Regions from separate parts of the Mus musculus genome. Here region 2 is linked to region 1. Evidence: chromatin loops called from intact Hi-C (ENCODE). Cell type or tissue: left cerebral cortex. All regions are shown on one strand. Links, peaks and the distances in the headings refer to the core of each region. The heading gives the core; the rest is flanking DNA.

Region 1 (7,712 bases), core at 971-5,970:
TCACCAATCACTAGGCAGAGTCACTCTGAGGAGCTTTTCCTTGTCTCCCTGGGCTCCAAAAAGACATGACGGTGGCTCTAAGCAATGAATTGTAAGCTGACTGTTCTCTTGTGTTCCTCACCTCCCTTATATGGCTTCTTGGAATCACCTCTCAGCACACTACATGCACTGAGATGCTTGATTTAGGGTGGCTATTAGGAGGGCTAAACTCATGGGTACCCTAGCCAAATCCTCCTTCCACATAGTTTCTTTATCCCACAGTGTAAGACAAGGCTAACAACCCAATCTCCCAGAGCACAGCAGATTCTTTCTCTTAAGAAGAATTTCAGAAAGCTAATTGGAAGCAAATGCTTCAGTTTCCATGAGGAAAATATAAGTGACAATATACTGACCACCTTGACTCTGGTGGCCTCAAGGAAGAAAACAGTTGAGGGCTCTACCTCTCAGAGGGAGTTCTTCTGCATCTGGCATAGTTTCCTTACCACATGAGCATGCCGTGGTACTTAGTGTTTTCTCTTTCTAGGGGTGTGAACACTTGGCATATTTTAAAAGTCTAACTTTATCCTATGCTCACTGGGTGTGGTGGCACAAACTATAATTCTGAGGGAGGCTGAGGCAGGAAGACTGAATGCTAAAGGCCAGATTTGGCTACATAGTAGGTTTGAGACCAGCCAGGGCTTCATACACAGATTTTTATCTCAATGTACTAAGATTTGAAGCTATAGCTCAGTGGCAGAGTTCTTGCCTAGCAGGCAAGACTCTGGGTTTGGTTCTTGGCATGGAGGAAGAGTTCTAGGAGTATAAAACATATAGTTTTATTTTACAGGCTTTTTGCCCTACAACTCACTAAGGCTTTGAAAGCCTGGGATAACAGATGCCTGCATCAGCACAACAGTGTGGCTTCCAGATACAGATGTGCTGACTTAAATGAAATTTTCTCCCAGGAGCTCTTTATAGAACCTTGTAGCACCAATTCAGGCCCTTGGTATAATCCAGGGCCAAGATTTGGAAAGTATCGTACTGTTGGGGTCAACACATAAAATAATTCAAGCCATCTCTTTCAGATCTGTCATTCTGGACCATGTTGTGTGTAAAGGACCTCCCATCAGCAATACTGAGATACAGGTGACCTACACTTACTATAGGACCAGAGGATTTCATAGAATAGGGAGAGGGAGGCAGTTAAGTGTCCCCACTCTTTAGCTGACATGTTACTATCCAGAAAATATTTAATATGTTGCTTCAGGTGCTACAGTGGTGAAGTCTAGCTTGTTACTTAGAGGCTTACCAACATTTGGACCTTCAATCTTTTTTTGTTTTTGTTTTTGTTTTTGTTTTTTGGTTTTTGGTTTTTCGAGACAGGGTTTCTCCGTATAGTCCTGGCTGTCCTGGAACTCACTTTGTAGAATAGGCTGGCCTCGAACTCAGAAATCCACCTGCCTCTGCCTCCCCGAGTGCTGGGATTAAAGGCGTGCGCCACCACACCCGGCTTGGGTCTTCGATCTTTTGAAGTGATCCCAGGCCTCATGGCCTGATGTCTAGGGCCAGTCCCTTTAGAAGAGCTCTGGAAAACACCCAGACAGCACAAACACCTGGGGCAGACTTGAAGAGTCAGTCCTGAATCAACAAATATATACACAGAGTGATGGTTAATAGTAACTGTCAATGGGACAAGATCCAGAACCACCTAGAAGGCAAGCCTCTGGGCAAGCAAGTGAAGGATTCTTTAGATGAGATTAACTGAAGTGGGGAAAATCACCTTAAATGTGACTGGGATCCCTTTATAGGTTGGAATCTTGGACTGGATATAAAGGAAAAAGCAAGCTAAGCATACACGTTTATCTTCTTTGCCTCTTGCTGGCTGATGCAATGGAACCAGCTGCTTCAAGCTCTTCCTGCATCCTTTCCATGCCATAAGGGACATGGCACCATGAGTCAAAACAACCCTTTCTCCCTTAAGATGTTTTTATCTGAGTATTTTATGGCAGCAGGAGAGTAGTTGAGACAGAAGGTTCCTTATGATCATGTTTCACTTAAATTTCATTAAAATGTGATAGTTGTACTAATATACAAATTAGACATCTAAGAATTCTACGTGAATTCCTGGCATCCACCCCAAATTGAACTGCTGGGGTGATGTTGTTTGGGGCAGGTGAGGGGTGAGGACTAACAGATGCATTCCTGATTCTCTTCTCTCCTCCCACTGCAGGGAGTCTAGACATCAAAGAACCAAAAGAAGTCTCCCCATGCCTCACTCTGCTTAATTTCTCAGAAATATGTCACCCATGGGCCATGGCTGCAGTTGCTTATGGTTATCTTGTTCCAGCAAGGTTGCCCTACAGACCTATACCCTTCTTTTACATGAGAGATTTCAAATTCTTCCATACTTCATCTCTCTGAAGCCTAGGGTTTATGATCAGGATACCACCACCACACAACCAGACCCTCTTCCAGGTCCCCATCACAAGCACCATCCTGCTTACATGCTTGCTTTGGGCAACAACCTCAAAGGTCTTTTAGAAATAGAATTGACTGTGTGTCACTCCTGAATTAATTTCCGCAGTGGCATTGTGCCTGAAGTACATACCAAAGGCGCTACCATGGTTTATGTTACCCTCCTTCACCAACCCATGCATATTTTTTAATCAAACTCTTTGCAGGTCCCAGACTACTATTTTCCAACATCACTGTCCCTCTTTCACTTTGGGAACATAGAAGGGTCTTGTTGTCATCCAGGTGACTTTCAGTCTCTTGGGTTCAAGAGCTCCACAATGTTCCATGTAGCTGTGACTGCAGGCATAGGTCATTATGCCTGACCACTTTGACATTTTCTGAAGAATTATTTTTCACAAAGCAAAGGCCTGAAAGTATGTATGCTGTTCCATTTTCAAAAGAACTTAATGCTAACAGCTTGTCCCTTTCACCACAGGGATAATAAAGCTCCACGACTCAGGCCTTATGAAGCTCACAGCCTTAGATACAGAAACCCATTGCTGGGGTGGAGAGCATAGTTTGAATGTCTGAACCTTTTCTTAAGTTTTAAGTGGAGTCCTGTAGCCCTGCCTATCCTGGAACTCATTATGTAGACCAGGCTGGCCTTGACCTCACAAAGAACTGCCTGCCTCTGCTTCCTAAGTGTTGGGATTAAAGACAAGTACTGCCACACCCAGCTACCAATGTCTCGTTTTAAAAAAGCCTGTCAGTGATTTAGTCCCTTTATTAATGTTCCACCTGCATTTGCTCCCTAGATTACAATCTATAAGGTGCTAAAACAAGCTACCCAGACTGCAATGGAAGAACAGCTCAGGGTGTAAGCCACTCTCTATGCATTATGTAGATCCATTTTGCAAGGAATGGCTTTTGAGAAATTCCACCAGCCTAGTAACTTCTTAGATATGTGCTTTTCTAGGGTCACCAGAGATCCAGATGGAGCAGCCCCTATCTGTGTAAAGCTTGCACTCCATCCAAAGTTTGGAGGCGGATGGTGAATTTAGCAAGGAGAGACATGGATAAGAGCCATAGAGAAGCCGTGCAGCAGGAGGGAGCCTGGAGTGCGTGGGTTGGGAGGCACCTCCAGTGGGTGTTTCTGGGGATGGTGCTCATTGCACCTCATATCAAGAGCAGAAGGAGATGCTCTCCTCATGAGTCTCTGGTCTATTTTTACCACTTGGACACCATGAGTCATGCTACTGATTGTCTCCCAGCACTGCTGCTGCTGCTGAGCTCACAGCCAGCCTTGGACATCAGAGTATATATTTGGGATACTGACCTCCCTTTGGTTTAATCTCATTTTTCCATGATGTTTTCCATCTACCTTTTTAGCATCATCTGTGCATCTTGTCATATTTCTACATCTGTTGTTCTCCGTGTGACAAGTACCAGACAGAAGCAACCCCTTCCCCAGCCTTTTCTCTGTTCACTGGCATGCTGCCCCTGCCAGAAATATAATAAAACCAGCCTGTCACGATGGTCATCAGGAAAGGGCAGGCAAGAAGAAATGATGAGGTTTGTCCACTCACCTGCCTCAGTTAAAGACAAAACTTATGAGCCCTCATGCTGAATCTAACCAGTCATGTGTGCTGTCAGGCTCAATTATGAGAGTATTATCCTGAATGATTATCATATATAACTTAATAGAAGTTCCTTCCTTCTGAAGATCTGATCTTGTCTAAGTTTAAAGTGGGACAAATGTCAAAATAAGCAGAAAATCCCCCGAATGTGTTTTCCATACACCCAGAGCTATGCCTCTGAACAAACCCTTACAATTCAACATTCACAACTTTCCATTGGCCCTTTCCATTCTTACGTTCCATTCTCTCTAATGAAGAAGAAAACCTCTACACCCTCAGGCTTGCACACCTGCTAACCAGAAGCCAGATGGCCAAGTACCATGGAGGATATGCATTTGGTCCAGAAAGTAGATCTGCATGTTCCTAAGAAAGATGTCAACGGGATGTTCAAAGAATGACGTTTATTCTTAAAAGTCACTAAAATAGTTTTCCAGTTTGAGAGAGCGTTTATTTCAGGGCAGTGCTCTTCCCTGGCAGGCAGAGTGTGCAGGGGAAGATTCACTATGGAATACCCAGAGAAGCCTGCCTTCACTGAACACTGTGATTCATCCCAAATCAGAGCAGCCTGAGCCCCACAGAAGCAAAGCCACTTCCCAAGTGCATTGCCTTCCTTGTGCCACATCCAGGTTATGCTTCTCCTGGGACAAATTCATTTGCTGATAAGAAGTGATGGTACCCAACAGAGCACCTTCTCAGCAATGCTACAATCCCCATGCTTTGGCGTTGCCATAGCTTCCCATAAAAGGAAAGCTGGGGCATGGATAGTCATCCCTCATCTACCCTGGGGCTGGCCTGAGAGGGCTTTAGTGTAGACACTGCCATTCCTCAGCTTTCCAATAGCTGATTCCAGCACCTTCAGAGACAGTGGATGGCCAAGTCAGTATCGGCATGAGACCTAGACACATCTTCCCATATACTGGAAATCATCTCTAGCTTAGTCATGATATATGATTAATATAACTATTATGTAAGAAGGTGTTACACTCTTCTATAGTTTAGGGAATAATGACAAGGGGAAAGTCATTATATATGCTTACTACATACAGACAGTTATCTTCTAAATGTTTTTGAGTCAATGATTGGTTCAGAATGTTTGAAGATAGAGATCCTACAGGGCTGACTGTTCTTTATTTAGGAAGTAGTTTCAGAAAGAGGGGCAGGTAGCTGTAGATAAGGTGTGAAGTTCAGGGGAAATGCCATTCAGTCAGGTTCTGCAGGAAGCTGGAGACAGTGGGGAGTCTAGAAGACAACACAGAACAAACACTCGGGAATTCCATTGAAGTGTAAGAGTTGGGCACCTGTTTACCACATTCCTGCCAATTGTTGATAGAAATTATCCCTAGGACTTTTTCTCTCTAATCCTGATAGCTCACCAGTATGAACTGAAAACAAGTCTTCCAATGAAAATAAGCTTCAGGTAGAAAGCCCTGATCACTAGTGGCAAGATGCTCTGGAATGACAAAAGTGAGTGTCTATAATTCACACCTGAACTATCAGCTTTATTTATTCTAGTTCATAAAACTCTCTTGGATGAAACACCAGAGAATCTTCTACTAATTTTATAAGATAGGTATGGATTGATGGATGTATGATCTCAAAGATACACCAGACAAGCCACATTCAACTGAGTATGTCACCACCATTCTGTAGAGTGTACATTGTTATCACCATCATGATTTTCAAGGAAGGATCTGGGGTTCAGCGACGTAAATTCAGTTGCTTATGGTTGAGTAACTAGAGACAAAAAGCTGAAGGGGAATCCAACCATTCTTTCTCATAGTCTCCTTTCAGATCTCTGCTCTGCATGACTTCCCATTAGAAATACAGCTCACTACTTGTGACCTGAGATAAATGTGAAGTCTGGCATAGAGATCCAATGAAGTAGAGATAAAATGTGCAATAGTTCTGCTTTTCTGCACCTTCATATGTACCATCTCTTTGCATTGACCCAACCATGACCCCTGGGCTCATGATCCTCTACAGGATCCAAGGCACAACATTCTAAGTCCCAATAAAACACCCATTTTCAAGCACTTCAATGTATATGGAAATACAGTGTTCCAAGAAAAGCAATTCTGAGATATAAGGTATAAAATAAACTATGGTATACATAAATAGATGAAATATGCAAATTCACTGTTGTCATAGTTAGAAACATAAAGAGATTTCTTTTCCTAAAAGCTTCTAATTATTTTAGTATGTGTGTCAGCTTGAGGAAATCTCACCTTTTTTCATTGTGCCTGTGTGTGTGTGTGTGTGTGTGTGTGTGTGTGTGGCAGAGCGAGTATGTTTTCTTGCTTCCACTTTCAATTTTTCTTCACTAATTAAGAAACATTTCCCTCGGGCTCCCTTGGAGTAGCAGGCACTGTGGTTGTTAAAGTCATATCAGGAATGCAATCTGTTTTTGCTTAATAGGAAATGGATCTCCTGCACAGGTATGGAGTATAATCCACACATTCTTCAGCCCTCTTCCTCATCAGGAGGATTCTCTGACAGCCAAGTAGACACTACAGAGATTTCAGCATTTACAAGTTAAGCTTTAAAGGAGCTTTTCTGTTGTTCTGTTCTCTGAGCCAGGCATGGAAGGGTGCCACTTCATTAGAAAGGACAATGCTTTTGCTTTCATGGTCTGTGACAGCTGACACACATAAGGTAAGACATGAGAAAAAGAAGTGTCTATTTCACAGTTTTCATTTTAAAAGTTCCCCAATGCCCATGTCTCGAAGGCTTGGCCTTCAGCACAGGGCTTCCAGGAGGTGGTCAGACTTTAAGAAGTAGCCTGTGGGGACCAAGTTAGGTTACTATAGGGGTATCTTTGCAGAGGTTATTCAAATACAGTCTTCTCTTTCCTCCTTCCCTCCAGGTTACCATGAGTTAAGGGGGCTCCTTTCTAATATGTGCATCCACCCAAAGTAACAAAGAATGAAGACTGAGATTTCAGAAACAATGGAGCAAAACTTCTACTTATGTGATACTGATCGTAAGGATTTATCATGGTGAAGAGCTGACTAACAGGATATTTGCTTCCATTTGCCAATTAGACACATCACTTTCTCTATGTTGGCACTGGAATATCACAACAACCCAATATTGTAGAGCAACTAATGAAAATGGGATAGAAGTTGCACTCACAAGTAAGATCCTCTGTCCTTAACTATTAGGGAGTCGGATATTAACTATTAGCCATAGTTACGGGATCTCTGTAGATCACATAGTCACGAAACATGGGAAACCCTAATGGATAGCATCAACTTGTAAACAGTGAGCAAGTGAACATTATTCCCTATCATGGCCACCTCCTGTTCCAGCCATAACTTGGTAATGAATTGAATCCTAAAGTCAGGTGCAATAGCTAAAAGACTGGCCAATGTTCACCCTTATTTCAGAAAAGATCTTCAACCAAACAGTCCTGCTTAGTTCAGGAGGAGCCGGCTCTCTTTTCTCCTCTTCATTAAACCATTTGAACAAGGCTACATTGTCTGTTCAATATTATTACATGCAAAAGAGACAATTATGAGACAATGAGATAGCTCAGTAGAGAAAAAGTACATATCATACAAGCTTGGTGATGTGATTTTTGTCCCTGGAACCCACAGAAAGAGGAAGAAGAAAACTGACTCTATAAAGTTGTCCTCTGACTTC
Region 2 (7,712 bases), core at 1,488-6,487, 110 kb after region 1:
GTCTCTAGTAGTCTCATGTATTTAAAAACATGGTTCCCTATTGGTGGTGATGTTTGGGGAAGTTATGGAATTTTTAGGTGTTATATCCTTGCTGAGCAAATTAGGCCACTACAGATAGATTTTTAATTTTCATAGTCTTACCTTACTATCAGTTCACTCTCTTTGCTTCTTATGTGAGGTTGAGATACGATCTCTCAATTTTCTGCTCTAACCCCTTCTGCTACGTTTCATCTACCATTATGGACACTCTCTGTTTGGAACCATAAAGTAAATTAACCCATTCCTCCCCCTCCATAAATTTCTTTTGACCATGGTGTTTTATCACACCAATAAAAATTAACTATTACAGTTGCCCAATGTTAAAGATTTTCTTTTATTTGTTAATTAACATATCTGGCTATGTGGCTCTTTCTTCGAATGGATTCTAAAGATGGAAAGTACATTTGCAATGTGCATAAAATTGGTATTTCTTGGTAGAGAGAGGCTTATCTCTTTTGATCCATGGGAAGGTCCCTATAGAATCTCAATAACAACAAGCTGCATATTCTTGGAAATACAGCTAAATTCAGTTAAATACAGTTAAAGATTGCAAGAGCTACCATCAAATCAGTGTCTTAAGGAGAGATGGAGATGCTCTTCAGGGAATCCCCTTCTTCAGTATTAATCATTGGAACCATAAACAAATAGTGTTACATTTATCTTTGTCCCTCTGAGGCCAGCCCTGCCTAGGATGAGATATAATGGGGCACAGTGATCAACATTATTGATTTCAGTTCTTCCAGAAGTTAAGGCAGAAATATCTCTTAAGCCTAGTAGTTCAATTTTAGTGTATTACAATGCTAACCTGGTTAGTTGTCATCCTTGACTTGGCACAAACTAGTAGAGTCACCTCTGGAGAAAAAAGTTCTTTTGAGCAATTGCTCAGGTAAGATTTGTCTGTGAGAAACTATATTAGAGAGCCCAGCTCACTATGGATGATTCCATCCGTAGGTAGGTGGCGCTGGGACAAAAAAAAAAAAAAAAAAAAAAAAAAGCTAGCTAAGTCAAAGGTCAAGTCAGATGATAAGATACTGATTGACATTCCTCTATAGTTCTTGCTTGAACTTCTGCCATGACATTCTTCTAGGATTGAGTGAAACCTTGAAGTGAAGGTCAAATAAACTCCTTTCCAAGTTGTTTTTGGTCAAGGTATTTATTATAGCACCAGAGAGAAACTAGACCAGTTACTAAATATAGTAGTATCAATAGGATGGTCTAGGAAAGTAGAGGACCACTGCAGTGTTGTACTAGCTGCTGATCATTAGTCAGATCACATCTATGAGCAGCTGCTCTTGTCTAGCCTGACATGTCTTAAATATACTTAGATAATCACCAAATTAAACAAACATAGGGCATAACGGATTCTGATAAGTCCGTTCACCCAGCAAGAAGGTCTGTTCCTGAGATGAAGAGAAGCTGGGCCTGAGAGTGGCATCCTTTCTGTGAGGAATATAATTACCCTTCAGACGTGTCTGGCACTTTATCATAAACATTGCAGGTTTCCTTTTACTCAGTTCTTACTGCCACTCAATGAAACAAATTCCATTTTCTCCATATTTATGAAAAGAACACACAGAATTTTGGAAAAAAAACAGTTTACTTGTGGGATAAAGAGCTTCAAACTTCAATCCTACTCCATAGCTCATGCATATTGCTATCCCCTTTTCCTAACCCCTTCCTATTTAGTACTCTCTGCCCCCATAGACAGTTAAAATTGTACTTTCAATGTCAAATGTTCATACATCATTACATGGGTCTATATAAAATCTAGGAAAAATAAATGAAGACAATATGGTGTTTATCTTTCTGAGGCTGACTTAATTTGCCTAATATGTTTATCTTTAGCTGCATACATTTTTCTGAAAATGACATAACTCTGTGATTTAAGATGGAACAAAACACCACATTCTCTGAATGCTATTCTTCTAACTTTGAACACCTAGATCATTTCTATAACTAATCTGTTGTGAATAGTGCTGTGATAAATATTAACATGAAAATATCTCTGTGCTTTTTGACCTGGATGGAACTCTTTGAGTAAATATCTAGGAGCAGTAAACCTGGGGCATAATTGTAGGTTTGGAAGGTATTGGAGAATTTTCTGTAGCAGTTGGTCTAGTTCATATTCCTACTAGCAGTGTGTAAGTACAAGCCTTCCCCTTTTCTGGATCCTTCAAGCACTGTTTATTTGGTTTCGTTATGACTGAAATTCTCAATGGAGTTAGGTAGAAGCTCAATGTATTTTGCTTTTGCATGTCTCTGATGGCTAATGAGGTTGAACATTGTTTACCTATTTATTGACCATTTGCATTTAAGTGTTTCTCATATAGACTTCTGAGTTCTTTATATATTCCTGGTATTAATTCTTAGTATCAGGAATATTTAAAGCGCCCCTAATAGTTCTACTTGGCAACCACAGTTGAAATCACCAATGCATACAGAATTTGTCTTTCCCTCTATCCTCAACAAATGATGCCCACATGACACTGATGGATAACCAGTTTGATACTAATCTATGAGATCATAACAGGCTTTTATATTGTTCTTACATCTGATTTGAGAGTATTTTTTTAACCTAAGCTGGCAGAGAGACTACAGGAATAAAGTTGGAAGCTTTGGAGGGTATCCTGTTGGGAGAGTGGCATTGAAGCTATTGAGCAAGGGTAACACATGAGCCAAAGTAGATCTAGATCCAGGTGGGTGGTTAAGGGACAGGGCCTTACAACACAGAGTAGTATTTTGGGGCTAGATGCTGGGGTCTGGAAATACCATCACATGGATAACAGAAACTGAACTGTATTTTCAAGGTGGTTCCTATGTGCCTCTTCCAAGGTGCATGGTGCATTCTGTCTGGACCACTCATGCTCCAGGAAGGTGTGCAGCTGACTCATAGCCAGACCTCACTCTGGCTTCTCTCCCTCTCTCTCTCCCTCTCTCCCTCTTTCTCCCCCTCTCTCTCCCTCTCTCCCTTTCTCTCCTTCTCTCTCCCTTTTCCTCTCTCCCTCTCTCCTCCCCTGCCCCCTCTTGGATCTTACCAAGGAGCTCTTGTATTTTGGGTTGGGGATCTTCCCTTTGCCAGTGGATGGAGTCAGCACTGCCCATCACATCTGCTTCTGCTCAGTCATTCCCAAAGAGTTTTATTTTAATAGAAGTAGTTTGGTTTTCTTAGGTATGAGTTTATTCTCCAAAACAGTTAACATTTCAATGTCAAAGAATGAATAAAACAGCCAAGTGGAGTTGCCAACACCCATGAATATTCTAGTTTTAAAATCAAGATGAAAATCCCTTATGATGAACATTGAAAAGTGTTCAAATTAATTTTTGGCATTAAAAAAATATTTTCAGCCCCAGTGAGTGCAGCTTAGGGCAGAATTCCATTTTGTTGCCTGTGACACGGAGGAGTGAGGGAGGCTGCTGCTTTCTGGCACTGTTATGGCAAGCTCTGGGTGTGGTGCGAATGTTGCTAACTAGGATGAGAAGTAAGTGTGGGTGCTGTCTGGGGTGCAGATGCTTTCTGAGCAAATATATATATGACAAGTAAAGGCTTGGGAGACAGTATGCCAGCTTTCTTTATTTGTTCTGGAGTAATTTGGTTCATTCAGTGGGATGTGTGAGTGTGAGGCATTTTCTTCACCAGATGGCTCCAGTAGCTTCAATGGGTGTTTTCTACTCCAAGCTGTGCACAGTTGGATGTGGCTAGATGTTGATGTTATCTCTGTTTATGCTCTTGTGGGACCTCTCTACCCCCACCAATAGCCAATGCTCTGAGTTGTCTTTAAGTAACAGCAGATCTCAGCTCCAATGAAAAAGAGAAGCACCTTTCTCATACCTGCACCACAGTAGGCCACGTCCTAGGGGATCATCCAGCCCTGTGTCAGGATGCTCACCTCCCCACAGGGCATTCTAGGAATGCCAATGGTCTAATACACCCCCAATCAGCAGCAGATGAGTCACTGGTAAATATCCCAGACTTTTGTCCTTCAGACAGAACATTCAGAGGACCTCACAGAAGGTTCCCAGTGGGTTGGACCTCAGTTGTCTTCATCATGACTCATACCATCTTGTCTCTTGGCTTTAAAGTCTCTGCTTCCCTTCACTTTGTCTTCCCCCTTGTCTGCCTTTCTAGGATATCTCCAAATAAACTTCTCACTCTAGATCCTTCTCATATGTCTTTGAAGAAAAGTTAGACCAAGAGAAAATTGGATTGAAGCTGAGACTCAGGAGGTTGTTCAGTCATGTTTGAGGGCCATGTTGAAAGCAATGTGTGTCAAGGTACCAGTCTATGGCAGGTTTTGTAATGTCATTGTTTCATGGTTAAAAAGAGGTGAAACTGGTTAAAGAACATTTATTGCTGTCATAGACCACAAAGGAGGAAAGAAAGGAAGGAAGGAAAGAAGAAAGAAAGGATTGATTATAGAAACCTTGCAATTAAGACAAAATGAGGATAATTTTCATGAAGGAATAAGTCAAACATTGAAAAAGGACAGCCATTATTACATGGGGATTTGTAGAAGAGCCAGATTACATATTTACAGCAGTGCTAGAACCCAACTGTTCTTAAAAAGTAGTCAAATGTGTAATATGTTTATTCTTTTTTTGACTTGTAAACCAATTTTTTAAAATAATATTTATTGATTGATTTATTTTTATTAGATATTTTCTTTATTTACATTTCAAATGTTATCTTCTTTTCTAGTTTCCCCTCCAGAAACCCCCTCTATCCTATACCTCCTCCCCCTGCTTCTATGAGGGTGTTCCCCCACCCATCTACCCACTTATGCTTCCCTGTCCTGGCATTCCTTTACCCTGGGACACCAAGCCTCTATAGGACCAAGGGCCTCTCCTCCCATTGATGTCTGACAAAGTCACCCTCTGCTACATTTGAGGCTGGAGCCATGGGTCGCTCCATGTGTAGTGTTTGGTTGGTGGCTTAGTCCCTGGGAGTTCTGGGGGGTCTGGTTGGTTCATATTGTTGTTTCTCCTATGGGGTTACAAACCCCTCCAGCTCCTTCAATCCTTTCTCTAACTCCTCCACTGGGGAACTCATAGTCAGTCCAATAGTTGGCTGTGAGCATCAGCTTCTGTATTTGTCACACTCTGGCAGAGTCTCTCAGGACACAGCTATGTCAGGCTCCTGTCAGCAAGCACTTCTTGGTTTCCACAGTAGTATCTGGCTTTGGTGCCTATTTATGGGATAGATCCCCAGATGGGGCAGTCTCTGGATGGTCTTTGCTTCAGGCTCTGCTCCACACTTTGTCTCCATATTTGCTCCCATGAATATTTTGTTCCCCTTTCTAAGAAGAACTAAAGTATCCACACATTGGTCTTCCTTCTTCTTGAGCTTCATATGGTCTGTGAACTGTATTTTGGGTGTTTTGAGCTTTTGGGCTAATATCCATTTATCAGTGAGTGCATACTATGTGTGTTCTTTTGTGATCAGGTTACCACACTTAGCATGATATTTTCTAGTTCCATCCATTGGCCTAAGGATTTCATGAAGTCATTGTTTTTAATAGCTGCATAGTACTCCATTATGTAAATGTTCCACATTTTCTATATCCATTCCTCTGTTGAAGGACATCTGGGTTCTTTCCAACTTCTGGCTCTTATAAATAAGGCAGCTATGAACATAGTGGAGCATGTCTACTTGTCATATGTTAGACCACCTTTTGGGTATATGCCCAGAAGTGGTATAGCTGGGTCCTCAGTTAATACTATGTCCAATTTTCTGAGGAACCACCAGACTGATTTCCAGAGAGGTTTCATATACTCATTCTTGATGATTTATTTACAACCCACCATTGAATATTCTCAAACTGAATGTATCAAGATTGTTTAATTCTCCAGGAATCCTTTCCTGGAGTTTTCCAGAACCCCAACCCATGTGACTGTTCTATATAGAGTCACGATGTTTTTGCTTTCACCCTTTTGGAAGTTCAGCAATATATCATAGTGTGCCTTATTGATGACTTTCCCACTTGCAGTCCAAGTAAAGTATTGCAGCTCATCACAAAACTGCAAAAGTCAAATTCAAACAAAACTCTGTCTTTCAAAAGAAGAACAGAAACTGGGATTTGACCTGCCCTCTAATCTTTCAACTCACCCTGGTTTCTAAAGTTCACGATGATTAACTGTCTCTCCTGCTCTGTTGTGGAAAAAGGAGCTGCTATCTGCCGGCATGGGGAAAGGCAGGGGAAGTTTGAGCTCAGTCTAGTTGTCAGCAAGCTTTCTATTAGTAAAAGAAAAGATGGTTTATCTCTGTGAATCTTTTCATGTTCTAGAGATTTATTTCTAGGGTTTTACATTGAAAAACATGACTATTAAATTCTTAGGTATTAATTTACATATAAATGCCTTAGTAATATTTTCATACTGCATTTCACAGATTTTTTTATTTTTATTTTATGGGTATTTTGCTTGCATTTATGTCTGTATATTCTGTGAGTGCCTGGTGTCCTTGATGGCCAGAGAGGGCCTTGTATCCTCTGGGAATAGAATTATAGATAGTTGTGCATCAACATGTAGGTGCTGGGAAATCATCTTGAGTTCTTTGCAAGAGCAGTAAGTGCTCTTGACTGTTGACCCATTGCCCAACAGTGGCCCAGGCCCACTATCTATGTCGCACATTATTTATACCAATATGTACACACACTTACTACAATTTTTACCAAAATGATCCACATGCATATTTCTAAACATTCCATTGCTAAGTAGCCTATAGAAACAGAATGCACACAGAACAAAAGTGTGAAGCTTGAGGAATTATTAGAAAACAAATTGTATCTATATGGTCAGTTCTTAAATCAAGAGAATAAATCCCTCAAGAATTTCCTCACATTGTAAAATTGACTACATTGTAAAGAAAGAATGACAAAACAGTCTCTTTCTGGAAAAGTATGGACTTGTCTTGTGTACCCAAAGTTTACCCTTTCTGGATTTTCTATCACAGCTCTATTGATTTACCTTTAAGAAGAGAGTATCAAGTTTGTGGTTAAACATAAATTGCTAAATATGACAAATCATATCCTACCAACATTTATTATTATTATTATTTTTGATTCTAGAATAAAGGATGCCACTTTGACTTCAACGACACAAATTAATTTTTATATGAATTGAATTGTACAGCAACTGTCATATATATGTATATATTTATTTGTAATAGCCAGAAACTGGGAATAACCCAGATGCCCTTCAACTGAAGAATGAATACAAAAAATGTGGTTCATTTACACAGTGGAATACTATTCAGCTATTAAAATTAAGGACACTGCGAATCTTGCTGTCCAGTGGATGGAACTTGAAAATATCATTCTGAGTGAGGTAACCCAACCCCAAAAAGACATGCATGGTATATACTCACTTGTAAGTGGATATTAGCCATTAAGTACAAGGTAGACATGATACACTCCATAGACCCAAATAAGCTAAACAAGAAGAAAGACCCAAGTGAGAATACTTGAAACTCACTTAGAACAGAAAATAAATTAATCATGGTTCAGAGAAAGGGAGGGAACTGGGTGGGAGAGGAGAAAGGGAGGGAACTGGGTGGGAGAGGAGAAAGGGAGGGGAAAAAGGGGAGCAGTCAGGATCAGGCATGGGAAGAGACAGGAGCGAGGGCCAGAGGGTCAGGAGAATGAATGGAAATTTACAGCTATGGGGATATAGGGGGA

Evidence for each region. Peaks named below come from ENCODE experiments on the same cell type or tissue, not always from the same donor. Only the 100,000 strongest peaks of a DNase experiment are listed, where the experiment ranks them.
Region 2: a loop joins it to region 1, with 11 times the contacts of the local background. A loop is called at or near these places in 4 of 42 quality-filtered maps.

The regions. Positions count from the first base shown.
Region 1 is chr2:149,869,435-149,877,146 of GRCm38, reverse strand. The region is part of intron 1 of Syndig1 (synapse differentiation inducing 1); the gene reads right to left. Among named protein-coding and RNA genes, the nearest start is that of Syndig1, 43 kb to the right of the region's middle. In left cerebral cortex, for the core only: a CTCF peak has its summit at 3,436; DNase peaks (open chromatin) are centred at 3,560 and 4,490; H3K27ac peaks cover 2,106 bases.
Region 2 is chr2:149,764,575-149,772,286 of GRCm38, reverse strand. All of the region lies in intron 1 of Gm14133 (predicted gene 14133), which reads left to right. Among named protein-coding and RNA genes, the nearest start is that of Gm14133, 30 kb to the left of the region's middle. In left cerebral cortex, for the core only: no CTCF peak of the experiment used is centred there; DNase peaks (open chromatin) are centred at 3,554 and 4,060; H3K27ac peaks cover 233 bases.